Regions from separate parts of the Homo sapiens genome. Here regions 2 and 3 are each linked to region 1. Evidence: chromatin contacts called from ENCODE Hi-C or POLR2A ChIA-PET data. All regions are on one chromosome and are shown on one strand. The core of a region is the stretch at or near the end of the contact, and the rest is flanking DNA. Distances in the headings are between cores, read along the strand shown.

Region 1 (3,569 bases), core at 1-2,500:
GCTTCTGCTTCTCAGCCTCCAAACAGGGCCATAAGCCCTCTTAACTTTTTTGCTTTCCTCCTCAGTGATTGAGGCCAGTCAGTGGTGACAGCTGAGAGAATGAGTCAACACTTAGCCACTTACTTCCTAGGCTGAGGGTTGTAGGTGTCTGTTTTAGGGAGTGGGAGGACAGTGCTGCGTTTTCTTCCCTCTCACCTTCCAAAGGCGGGGTGCTCTGCGAAGCTCCAGAGTGACAGTCCCAGTGAGGAGACCCTGAATGGTGAGAAGGGCAAGTGTTGAGCTCTGGTCCCGTTAGGAAGGGGCCCTGGGACCTTCCACCCTCCCTTGTGGTGGGTCTTACTGAGGCTCCAGGCCCAAGAGGCAGCGCTGTGGCCATGTGACAATCAGAGTTCAGGCAGGCGACTGAGACAGCAAGGGGCACCACAACCACTGCCAGCCATAGCTGGCTCACCTGGGGGTAAGGGTAGGGTAATTGGGGAGGAACTGTCAGGGATTCCCTCCCTTCTCGTAACTCCTACCTCTTTAGAGATCAGGAAATGGGATTGAATGCAGGGTGGAGGAAAGCAGTCAACCCAGAGCAAGGACGTGATCATTAAAAATTAAGTATCATTTAATTTTTTCTGCCTCATATTGTAGTTTAGTTACTTACCTGTATGTTTTCCCCCACAAGATGGAAGCTACTTGGGAGATTAAGGGTCTTGCCTTGTTTATTTCTATGTTTTCCTCTACCCTCCTCCCATTCAGAACCTAGCTCAGTTTCTGGCACATGGTAGGTGCTCACTTAACATGGATGGATGGATGGATGGAATTGAATTGGGTAGAAGTGGACATGCTGAGACCTGGGATGGGGTAGCCTGGCCTCACCGCTAGCACCAAGAGGTGCCCACTCTGCCTGTGCCTTGCCCAGTGTTGTAGCTTTTCCAGACGAAGGCTGTGTCTCTCCTGCTCTTGCTCACCAGCTCTATCTTCCATGGCTCCTTTGCCCACAAGAATTAGGTGCTTCCTAGGCTGGGAAAAATGCGTTATAGGTTCTGTCTATTAGGAGACAGGACATGCAACAACGTATCTTTCAGCTACACCTCTGCCCACTCCCAATATCCAGGGATTTGAGGTCCAGGTCCTCACACCTACCTAGTCTGAAGCAGCTACTCCAAAGGGATGGGACCCAGCTGGGTCCTAGGTCTCCTAAGGGGCTTGATAGCTCAGAGCAGACGACAAACTTGTCCTGGCAGAGGAAGGCTGTCAGGGATGGGGTGTGGTGGGGCAAAGGTTTCTATGAAGGCCTAAGGATCTAGGGAGTGGCCCTGGGTAGATACCGGCCTCAGTTCACTCCACAAGATGTCTAGCCCGACCTCACTCTGTTCCCATTTCTCATTACCCTCATTTCTGCCCATCCTGGGTTCCTTTTCTGGTTTCACTTACCTCATCCCCATGGACACTATCACTCTGGACCTCAATTCCCCCTCATTTCCATATGATCTTACTCCTTTCTTTGGCTTCCTCCTCAAATTATGTGCCCTTCCCTAGAGATCCTACTTTCTGTCTGGATTGGTCCCCTGTCATTACTACTTGCAGCTTTGCCCCCAGACCAGGTAAGGTTGAATTCCAGGGGCTTTCTTGCCTCTCACTTTCTGGACAGTCTCCCTTCCTTCTTTCTTGAAGGTTTTACTCTGAACTGAACACTGACTCAATGGATGGGGGGGACCCTGTTTATGGTGGGGATTGTTTTTGATTCAATGATAACCTGCAACTGGACATTATCTATCTATCTATCTATCTATCTCATGGTCCTCAAATAGTGAGTCTTGGGAAGGATGCTATTGCAACAATTAATATTTTTGAGAGAGAAGGTGCCTCATAGCCAGACAGACCTGAGCTGGAATCTTAGCTCTGCTGCTTCTCCATCTGTGTGATCTTGGATACATTATTATTATTATTATTATTATATTATTGAGACAGGGGCTCACTGTCACCCAGGCTGGAGTGCAGTGGCATGATCATGGCTCACTGTAGCCAACACCTTCTGGGCACAAATAATCATCCTGCCTCAGTCTCCCAAGTAGCTGGGATCACAGGCACATGCCACCATGCCTGGCTAATTTTTAAATTTTTTGTAGAGACAGGGTCGTCTCACAATGTTGCCTAAGCTGGTCTCAAACTCCTGGGCTCAAGCCATCCTCCCTGCTTGGCCTCCCAAACTGCTGGGATTACAGGTGTGGGCCACTGTGTCTGTCCTGATAGATATGTTTTTCTACCTATTCGCACCTCAGTTTATTCACTGATAAAAGGGGGCTAACAATATGACTGTGAAGAGTTGTTGATTCAGGGTGGGTGTTTAATAACTATTAGTGGTGCTGATGAGGTCACACCGATAAGTCTGATGCCCATACACTAAAAGTGTTATTCAGAAGGAAGCTGGGGACACATTTCTACAGTCGGAAGCAGAACCAGCTGGGCCCAAATATACTCTATAGATCAAAACAAATCCCAGATCTACCTAGGTGCCCTTGGCAAGTTGCTTAATCTCTCTGTTCCCTTATCTATAAAAGGAAGTTAATAATACCAGTCTCAAGGGGTTGCTTTCAGCATGGAAGAGAGCTTAGCCCAGTACCTGGTACACAAGTGCTCAATGTTAGTGGCTATGATCATCATCACTATTATTATTTCTTGTTGTTGACGATAAGAGGAGACTGCGCCAGAAGACTCTAGAAGTTAGTACGAGGAGGGAGGCAGGGTCCTGGGAGGCAAGTGATCTTTTGTAAGCCACTCCTGCCCCATCAGTGCTGTGCCAACATCGGCGGGTCATTGTATCTACTCTTTTCTTTCCCGGGGAGTGGGAGTCACGTTTTAAAGAGATCCAGAAAACTGCTGTGTGTCTACTCCTCCTCAATTCCCACGTGCATTGATTTTATTTGGTGGCGATGTGAGATGTTGGGCTTGCACTGAGGATCCCCGAGCCTGCAGGCCACTGGGGAAACAGACTTCCTGAAGCCTCATTTTTCTTACTTGTAAATGGGGGCTAATTTAATTATAGAGGGTTATTGGAAAGATTATATACTATTAGATAGGTGAACAGGCATTCAGTAAATATTGACTAAATCTGAGTATACTACTTACCAGTTTGTAGTCTAGACTACAATCGCCTGGAAGGAAGGTACCACTTCTTTCTCATCCCTCACAGCGCTGAGCCCAGTGCCTGGCACTTAGTAAGCACTCAGTAAATATTTGTTGTATTGAAGAGCCATTAAAGTGACTTGAGGAATGGAAAATAGAATTCGAGAGGAAGGCGCAGGAATTGTTTATCAAGAACGGAAAGGACCGAAGAGTAACTTTAATAATGTTTCTTATACGGCCGACATTAACTATCTCTATAATCGCCCCTCCTCCTCCCCCAAAAGAGAGACAGAAATTGTAAGGGAGAGGCTTTGAGATAAAACCCCAGGAAGAACTTCCCGAGTCTGTGCATGTTGGGGCAGAAAGAGCGGCAGAGCCAACTCCTTCCCTGGTATGTCCGGGTTTAGGGAGGGAGGGGCAGTGCTGCTTGGAGGCTGGGGGAAGGACGAGATGAC
Region 2 (3,569 bases), core at 738-3,237, 1.9 Mb before region 1:
GTTGCACTGCAGGGGTGACTGCAAAATAATATATGCTCAGTAAACAGACGCACTCCGCATTTTCCACATCATCCAAGTGTGAAACACAAAGATCTCCTGTTTAATTCTATTCTGATGATTGGGCTTGGAAAGGGTTGCCAATTTCAGCATTAAAAATACAGCATAGGCCAGGCGCAGTGGTTCACACCTGTAATCCCAGCACTTTGGGAGGCCGGGGCAAGCGGATCACCTGAGGTCAAGAGTTTGAGACCAGCGTGGCCAATATGGTGAAACCCCATCTCTACTAAAAATACAAAAATTAGCCAGGCGTGAGGCCGGGCACGGTGGCTCATGCCTGTAATCCCAGCACTTTGGGAGGCCGAGGTGGGTGGATCACGAGGTCAGGAGATCAAGACCATCCTGGCTAACAAGCGGATCACCTGAGGTCAAGAGTTTGAGACCAGCGTGGCCAATATGGTGAAACCCCATCTCTACTAAAAATACAAAAATTAGCCAGGCGTGAGGCCGGGCACGGTGGCTCATGCCTGTAATCCCAGCACTTTGGGAGGCCGAGGTGGGTGGATCACGAGGTCAGGAGATCAAGACCATCCTGGCTAACACGGTGAAACCCCGTCTCTACTAAACACACACACACACACACACACACACACACACACACACACACACACAAATTAGCCTGTTGTGGAGGCAGGCGCCTGTAATCCCAGCTACTCGGGAGGCTGAGGCAGGAGAATCGCTTGAACCTGGGAAGCAGAGGTTGCAGTGAGCAGAGATCGTGCCACTGTGTTCCAGCCTGGGGGACACAGCAAGACTTGGTCTCAAAAAACAAACAAACAAACAAACAAAAACAATACAGCATATGCAGAGTCTGCTGGGGGAAAGATGGGGCCGAACTGGGCATCAGAGGAAAGTGGAATTTCGGTGTTGATAGATGTTGCTGCTAGAATCCAACAAGGAAGGCCAGAGACTGACTTCATAGAACCATAAAGCAGGAGGCAACATTTCATACATATGCACACTTCCCGGTTTGTTATAGTTCCCAAAAGATTTGAAAAATGAAGGTGGGTGGAGGGAGGAAGAGGCAATGAAATATAGTATGTTCCTGAATAAAAGGCATCATCTTAGCAAGTTGAAGTTAGAGAATCTCTTGGTACATATTTATGCAGTCTCAACCGTCCTCCCGTCTCTGAGATGGTAAATTACTACTGACACTTATTCAGGTCTGAACTGAGAATCTAGTTTGTGGATTAACTGGACCCTTTGCTTTTTCTTCTTCCATCTGCCTTTTAGGCAATTCATTACTTATTCGAATTTCCACCAGAAGGTAGGAGTCAAGAGAACGAATATTGGATATTAATAACCGGTTACTGTTAAAGAAGGGTTGCTGTATGGCGACTGACAACAAGAGGTATAGCACTTTTATTTTGTTGCGTTGTTTTACCACTAATTGCTGTGGTTTAACTAATATAGGGAAATGGCCTCAGAATGGATCATTATTTTACCCAATTTTAGAAGGTGCCCTTAAACAAGATGGCAACCTCAGGCGCGTTAACAAGGTGCTGAAGCAGCAGCGATGTAACCTGTTGCTTGGACACCAGGCTGGAGTGGGAGGACTCACCGCTAAGGGTTCAGAACCGATTTTCAACCAGTCACGCCCTTCTCAAAGATGGCCGACCTCACTTCCCTTACGCAACATGGACGTTTTCAGTCACTTCCTGTGATTTTGAGGTTATTCTGATCCAGGACTACTTGCATGACCAAAGCCAAGATGGCAGGTACGTCCTTTTAGAATTTAAGGTTAGTGAAGCCATCTATTTCCCCGACCCCCTTCAGTGAAAATGGTCTTTCGCATCTGGCTCTTCTTTTTGGAGGCGTGCTTGCCAGCAGTCAAAATGGCTCCATTCCGGAATAGATTTAATAGGAAGTGAAGCTGTGACGGCGAGGCGTTGCCCGGCCTATCTTTGCTAGGCGTTCTCAGAATTAGTTCTTTCTGCCCACACTAGACATGGCGCTTGCCAGCGTGTTGGAGAGACCGCTACCGGTGAACCAGCGCGGGTTTTTCGGACTTGGGGGTCGTGCAGATCTGCTGGATCTAGGTCCAGGGAGTCTCAGTGATGGTCTGAGCCTGGCCGCGCCAGGCTGGGGTGTCCCAGAAGAGCCAGGAATCGAAATGCTTCATGGAACAACCACCCTGGCCTTCAAGGTGTGGAGCCAGCCCCCTTGCCAGGCTGAGTACTGAACGCCCGCGACTTGCCTGGCCTCCCAGCCTGACCGGAGTTTGCGGTGGCCTTGGCCACCAACCCAGGCGGAGGCTGGGTCCTCTCGTTCGGACCGCAGCAGTTTTGCTGTCTCATTGGCCCAGGAGGCCCCTGTCTTTGCTCTGGTTGGAAAGGGTGGCGGTGGGGCCGGGGGTAAGTCGGGGGAGGAAGGTGAGGCCTCTTGGGTTGATTCCTAGGCGACCCCAGGTTGCTGCTGTTCAGGATCTTCTAGCTGGGAAAGGCCGCAACAACAATGAATCTTGGCCGAGGGAAGGCTATTGTAAACGTTTACCAAAGTTTTGGAAACTGGGCGGCCCCTCAAGGCAGGGGTAACTGAAACTGGCATGAAGGGGAAGCGTGGTGAGGGTAAGCATTGTACTAAGAATCAGACATTTGGGGTTCCTTGCCCAGCTCTGCAATAACTAGCTCTAGATTGAGAAATCATTTGATTTCATTGAACCTGTTTCCTCATCTATAAAATGATTTGTTTTTTTTTTTTTTTTGAAACAGGGCTTTTCGCTGTCGCTCAGGCTGGAGTGCAGTGGCTCCAGCGCCTCAGCCTCCAGAGTAGCTGACACTATAGGCACACACCACCACGACAGGCTAAGTTTTTTTACTTTTTGTAGAGATGGATCTCCCTGTGTTGCCCAGGCTGGTCTCCAGCACCTGGCCTCAAGCGGTCCTCCCGCCTTGGTCTCCCAAAATGCCTGGGTTACAGGAGTGAGCCACCACGCCCATCCTATAAAATGAATTTAATATGGGTTATATCCATGTCAAGGGATTGATGTGAAGCTCGGGTGACATTAATATATGGTGAAGTATAGAAGTATACTGTGAAGTATAAAAGGACGGAGAAAGAGATGTGCTGGGTTTGGATTGATGCAAAAAGAAGTATGTAGGAGTGTTTTTGTGGTCTTATGTGGCCTGTTTTGTGTTTTCCTCTGATCTTAACAGTTCCGCCATGGAGTCATAGTTGCAGCTGACTCCAGGGCTACAGCGGGTGCTTACATTGCCTCCCAGACGGTGAAGAAGGTGATAGAGATCAACCCATACCTGCTAGGCACCATGGCTGGGGGCGCAGCGGATTGCAGCTTCTGGGAACGGCTGTTGGCTCGGCAATGTCGAATCTATGAGCTTCGAAATAAGGAACGCATCTCTGTAGCAGCTGCCTCCAAACTGCTTGCCAACATGGTGTATCAGTACAAAGGCATGGGGCTGTCCATGGGCACCATGATCTGTGGCTGGGATAAGAGAGGCCCTGGTGAGTTAAGCTGCAACCACATGATCCTTGGGCTGACACTACAGTGAGGA
Region 3 (3,569 bases), core at 656-3,155, 1.9 Mb before region 1:
TTTAGCTAGAAAAGAAATTCACTTATTTGATCATAAATGATTTTTGGCCCGGCATGGTGGCTCACGCCTGTAATCCCAGCACTTTGGGAGGCTGAGGCTGGTGGATCACGAGGTCAAGAGATCCAGACCATCCTGACTAACACGGTGAAACCCCGTCTCTACTAAAAATACAAAAAATTAGCCAGACTTGGTGGCGGGCGCCTGTAGTCCCAGCTACTCGGGAGGCTGGGGCAGGAGAATGGCGTGAACCTGGGAGGTGGAGCTTGCAGTGAGCCGAGATCGGGCCACTGCACTCCAGCCTGGGCGACAGAGCGAGACTCCAGCTCAAAAATAAATATAAATAAATAAATGATTTTTTTGGTCAGTGTTTACTAAATATCTACAATTATGCCAGCTACTGCAGTAAGAATCAAACAGTTCCTGGATGGAAAAACAATTTTAAGATATGATCACTGACCTCAAACAGTTTACTGGAGTGAAATTACTAAAATATGTGAATCAAGGTAGAGTTACGTGCCGCTAACTGGAGTACACATGAAATTCATGTTGATGGGAGCGGAGAGAAGGAAGTAAGCAGTCTGTGCTGAAAGAGAATGGATAAAAATTGACCAGTCAGGGAAGGGGAGACGCATAATTCAGGCCAAAAAAAAAAAAAAAAGCCACTTGAGTAAAGGAATAATACAAGATTGATAAGACGAGCGTAGAGGGAACTAAGAACAAATATGTGCCCAGGCGCGGTGGCTCACGCCTGTAATCCCAGCACTTTGGGAGGCCAAGGCGGGAGGATAACTTGAGGTCAAGAGCTCAAAACCAGCCTGGCCAACATGGTGAAACCCCGTCACTACTTAAAAAAAAAAAATAGCCGGGCGTGGTGGCATATATCCGTAATCCCAGCTACTCGGGAGGCTGAGGCAGGAGAATCGCTTGAGCCTCGGAGGTGGGGGTTGCAGTGAGCCGAGATCACATCACTGAAAAAAAAAAAAAAAAGGCAGGGTGGGCACATCACCTCAAGTCAGGAGTTCAGGACCAGCCTGGCCAACATGGCGAAACCCTGTCTCTACCAAAAACAAAAAAAATTAGCTGGGTGCAGTGGCGCACGCCTGTAGTCCCAGCTTCTTGGGAGGCTGAGGCAGGAGAATCGCTTGGGCGGGGTGGGGGTGGGGGTGGGGGTGGGGGCGGAGGGGCGGAGTTTACAGTGAGCGAAGATCATACCACTGCACTCCAGCCTGGGTGACAGAGCGAGACTCTGTCTAAATAAATAAATAAATAACAAATAGGTGGGTGGGACCAGATTATGGGTGGCTTAAAATCCAGGTATACCAGCTGTCTTCCTGGAAATAAAGAGGAGCCACTTTAGTTTTGAGAATGTGGTCTGAGCCAGGTAGATAAACTGGGAGCTCGGGCTGAAGTGTAAGACTTCAGAAAGATGTTCCATACGTGAATGTTCATTTAAACGTGGGGGTGTTAAGCAACACACGTGACCCAGAGACATTTCACCTGGAAACCGGAGTAGGGCCCACGCACCAAGTCCCTGATGTTTAATTGCAGTCTAGAATGTTACTGACTAGTTCACTCAATTTAACAAAGTGTCCGGAGGTCGCTCACTGGATTGTTATGCTGGTGACTGGGCCTTGTTTCACTGAGAAAAAAAGATGGGAAAGGGTGACAGGACGGTGAGAAAGTGAAAGGGAGAGAGGTGGGAAAGGGGTCTGCCAAGGTCCAGGCGAGGTTGGGGGTCGGGGGTCCGGCGGCCCTCAGGGCCCCCCCCGCCCCCAACTCCGGGGTTGGCGCCTCGGGCGCGGCGCGTGTGCTTGCGGGCGGGGCGCCCCGCGGCCGCGGACGGCCAATCCGGGAGGGCGTCCGGGGAGGGGCGGGGCTTGCCGGCTCGGGCTCCGCGAGTCCTCCTTTTTGCACACACACGAATACAAAGAGCCATACGACCTTCGGGTATCCTTTTTCCATTTTTTTTCCTCCTTAATCTTGTGTGTGTTTTCAAATTTTTTAAAAATAGAGATCTGTAGCAGTGTTGGGGTGAGGAAACTGTTGCTAAGGGGAATTTGCTCTTTCCCCCATTTCTTTTTCTGTCTCTCTTCCTCTTTCTTTTTCCTGGTCAAGGTTTTAAATATACCAAGAAGTTGAGAAGCAGGATGGCCGTGTACAACCGTTTCCGGCCAAATTTATAGTTTTTTTTTCTTTTTTTTAAATCACATTTTAAGAACTGGTAGATTTTTGTGGTTGAGGGACTTTAAAAATTTAGCCGCTTGGGAAGTACAGAATTTTTTAAGCGGGCTGAAGGGATAATGTAAATTTCTGCCACAGGCAACATCGAAGGAAGCAGAGAGATTTGAGGCTCCCTCATAAAGCCGTTTGCGTGCTTTTTACACACCCACCCCCCCAGAACCAAAACCAAGTGGCTGGGATGTGGCACTTGTCCAAGGCCAATAAGTTAATATTGGGATATTATAATGGAGACATTCATTTCCCTAGGGAAGGGGGAAAGACCTTAATTACAGTGTGTCTTTCACACACATTTTCATTAGAACATTTGTGTGTGTGTGTGTGTGTTTCTTGAAACAAATTTGTAAAGTTATAACTTGGGGTTATTTGTGTATATGTACAATATGTGTGTATATGTGCCATATCAGATTTTATTTTCAAAAGTGATAAATATATCTGGTTTTATGTGTGCAAAGTATCCCCTAGGATGTGAATTTTTTTCCGTTGTCTTCCCAAATGTGATCAAAATATTTTGTGTGCAAAGCAGAGCTTAGAAGAAATCCTATGCTTAGCATACTTAGGCACTTTCTATGTGCATTTACTATATTTTTCTGCTCCTAAAGGATCAGAATAATGAATAATTAAATAATTGCCAAGGAGTATATAGTCCATGTGGCAAATGAGAGTAGGCAATTTATTGAATCTGTGGTTCAAAGCCTTCAGTGACTGTTTTGCCTAAGTGGTTTTGCTTTTTATTGTCTCACGTTCTTAAGTGTACAGCTGTGTATATTTTGGCCTTTATGTGTGGTTTGGTTGGTGTGTTCAGAAGGGAAGTTCTTTCTTGGCTTTTTGACAAAATGGTCGTTTATTGGTTGGAATATTCGAAAAGCTCCACAGCTGGCAAAGTATCAGGAAAAAAATCCAGTCAAGTGTAATTCTCAAAAACTGTTCATGGTGATGGTGATGGGGAGCCAAGAGGATGCAAAGGCAAATAATAGAAGGGATAAGAAATGCCTTTTGGTTATCATGTTGCATTTTTAGAATGGAAAGCTTCTCATTTCTAAGAGTCACAGAAAAAAGTATATGAATTAGAGAAAAACAGGCTCGCAGAGCAGAACCTCCTGTTATAGGAGCCCTATTTTCACTTCATTCTGTTACAGAATCACTATCTCCTCATTAGAAGTTGTATGGAAAATATCTGTATCCAAATTTGTATTCGCAGATTGGAGTGAAAGCATAGGAGGTATATGAGGTGCTGAGGGAGAAACTGGAATGTCACAAATGCAGTGACAACCAGGAGACAAAAAAAAAAATCTACTGTAGAATTTAAATTTCATTACAACAAAACTTCT

Evidence for each region. A loop is a pair of places that touch in the nucleus more often than their neighbours do. ChIA-PET counts read pairs that join two places held with the same protein, here RNA polymerase II (POLR2A). Pooled maps may share reads with other maps.
Region 2: a loop to region 1 is called in a pooled map, with 15 times the contacts of the local background. The contact joins the promoter of PSMB5 here to the promoter of TMEM253 in region 1. A Hi-C loop is called at or near these places in 5 of 50 pooled maps. POLR2A ChIA-PET finds 5 or more read pairs at or near these places in 2 of 52 experiments (OCI-LY7 and SK-N-SH).
Region 3: a loop to region 1 is called in a pooled map, with 7 times the contacts of the local background. The contact joins the promoter of C14orf93 here to the promoter of TMEM253 in region 1. A Hi-C loop is called at or near these places in 8 of 50 pooled maps.

The regions. Positions count from the first base shown.
Region 1 is chr14:21,098,747-21,102,315 of GRCh38, reverse strand. TMEM253 (transmembrane protein 253) reads right to left here and starts at 1,250. Exons shown (of 7, transcript NM_001395467.1): 1 at 1,132-1,250; 2 at 865-1,008; 3 at 341-451; 4 at 196-252. The coding sequence starts at 972. It also overlaps a transcript of ZNF219 not described here. RefSeq lists an enhancer at 3,479-3,569.
Region 2 is chr14:23,033,318-23,036,886 of GRCh38, reverse strand. It overlaps PSMB5 (proteasome 20S subunit beta 5), which reads left to right and starts at 1,987. Exons shown (of 3, transcript NM_002797.5): 1 at 1,987-2,203; 2 at 3,213-3,519. The coding sequence starts at 2,006. RefSeq lists enhancers at 1,513-1,807, 1,592-2,261, 1,062-2,261.
Region 3 is chr14:23,008,479-23,012,047 of GRCh38, reverse strand. C14orf93 (chromosome 14 open reading frame 93) reads left to right here and starts at 1,905. Exons shown (of 7, transcript NM_021944.4): 1 at 1,905-1,947. It overlaps LOC124903286 (a long non-coding RNA gene), which reads right to left. Exons shown (of 2, transcript XR_007064075.1): 2 at 3,064-3,569. RefSeq lists a silencer at 1,567-1,916 and an enhancer at 3,544-3,569.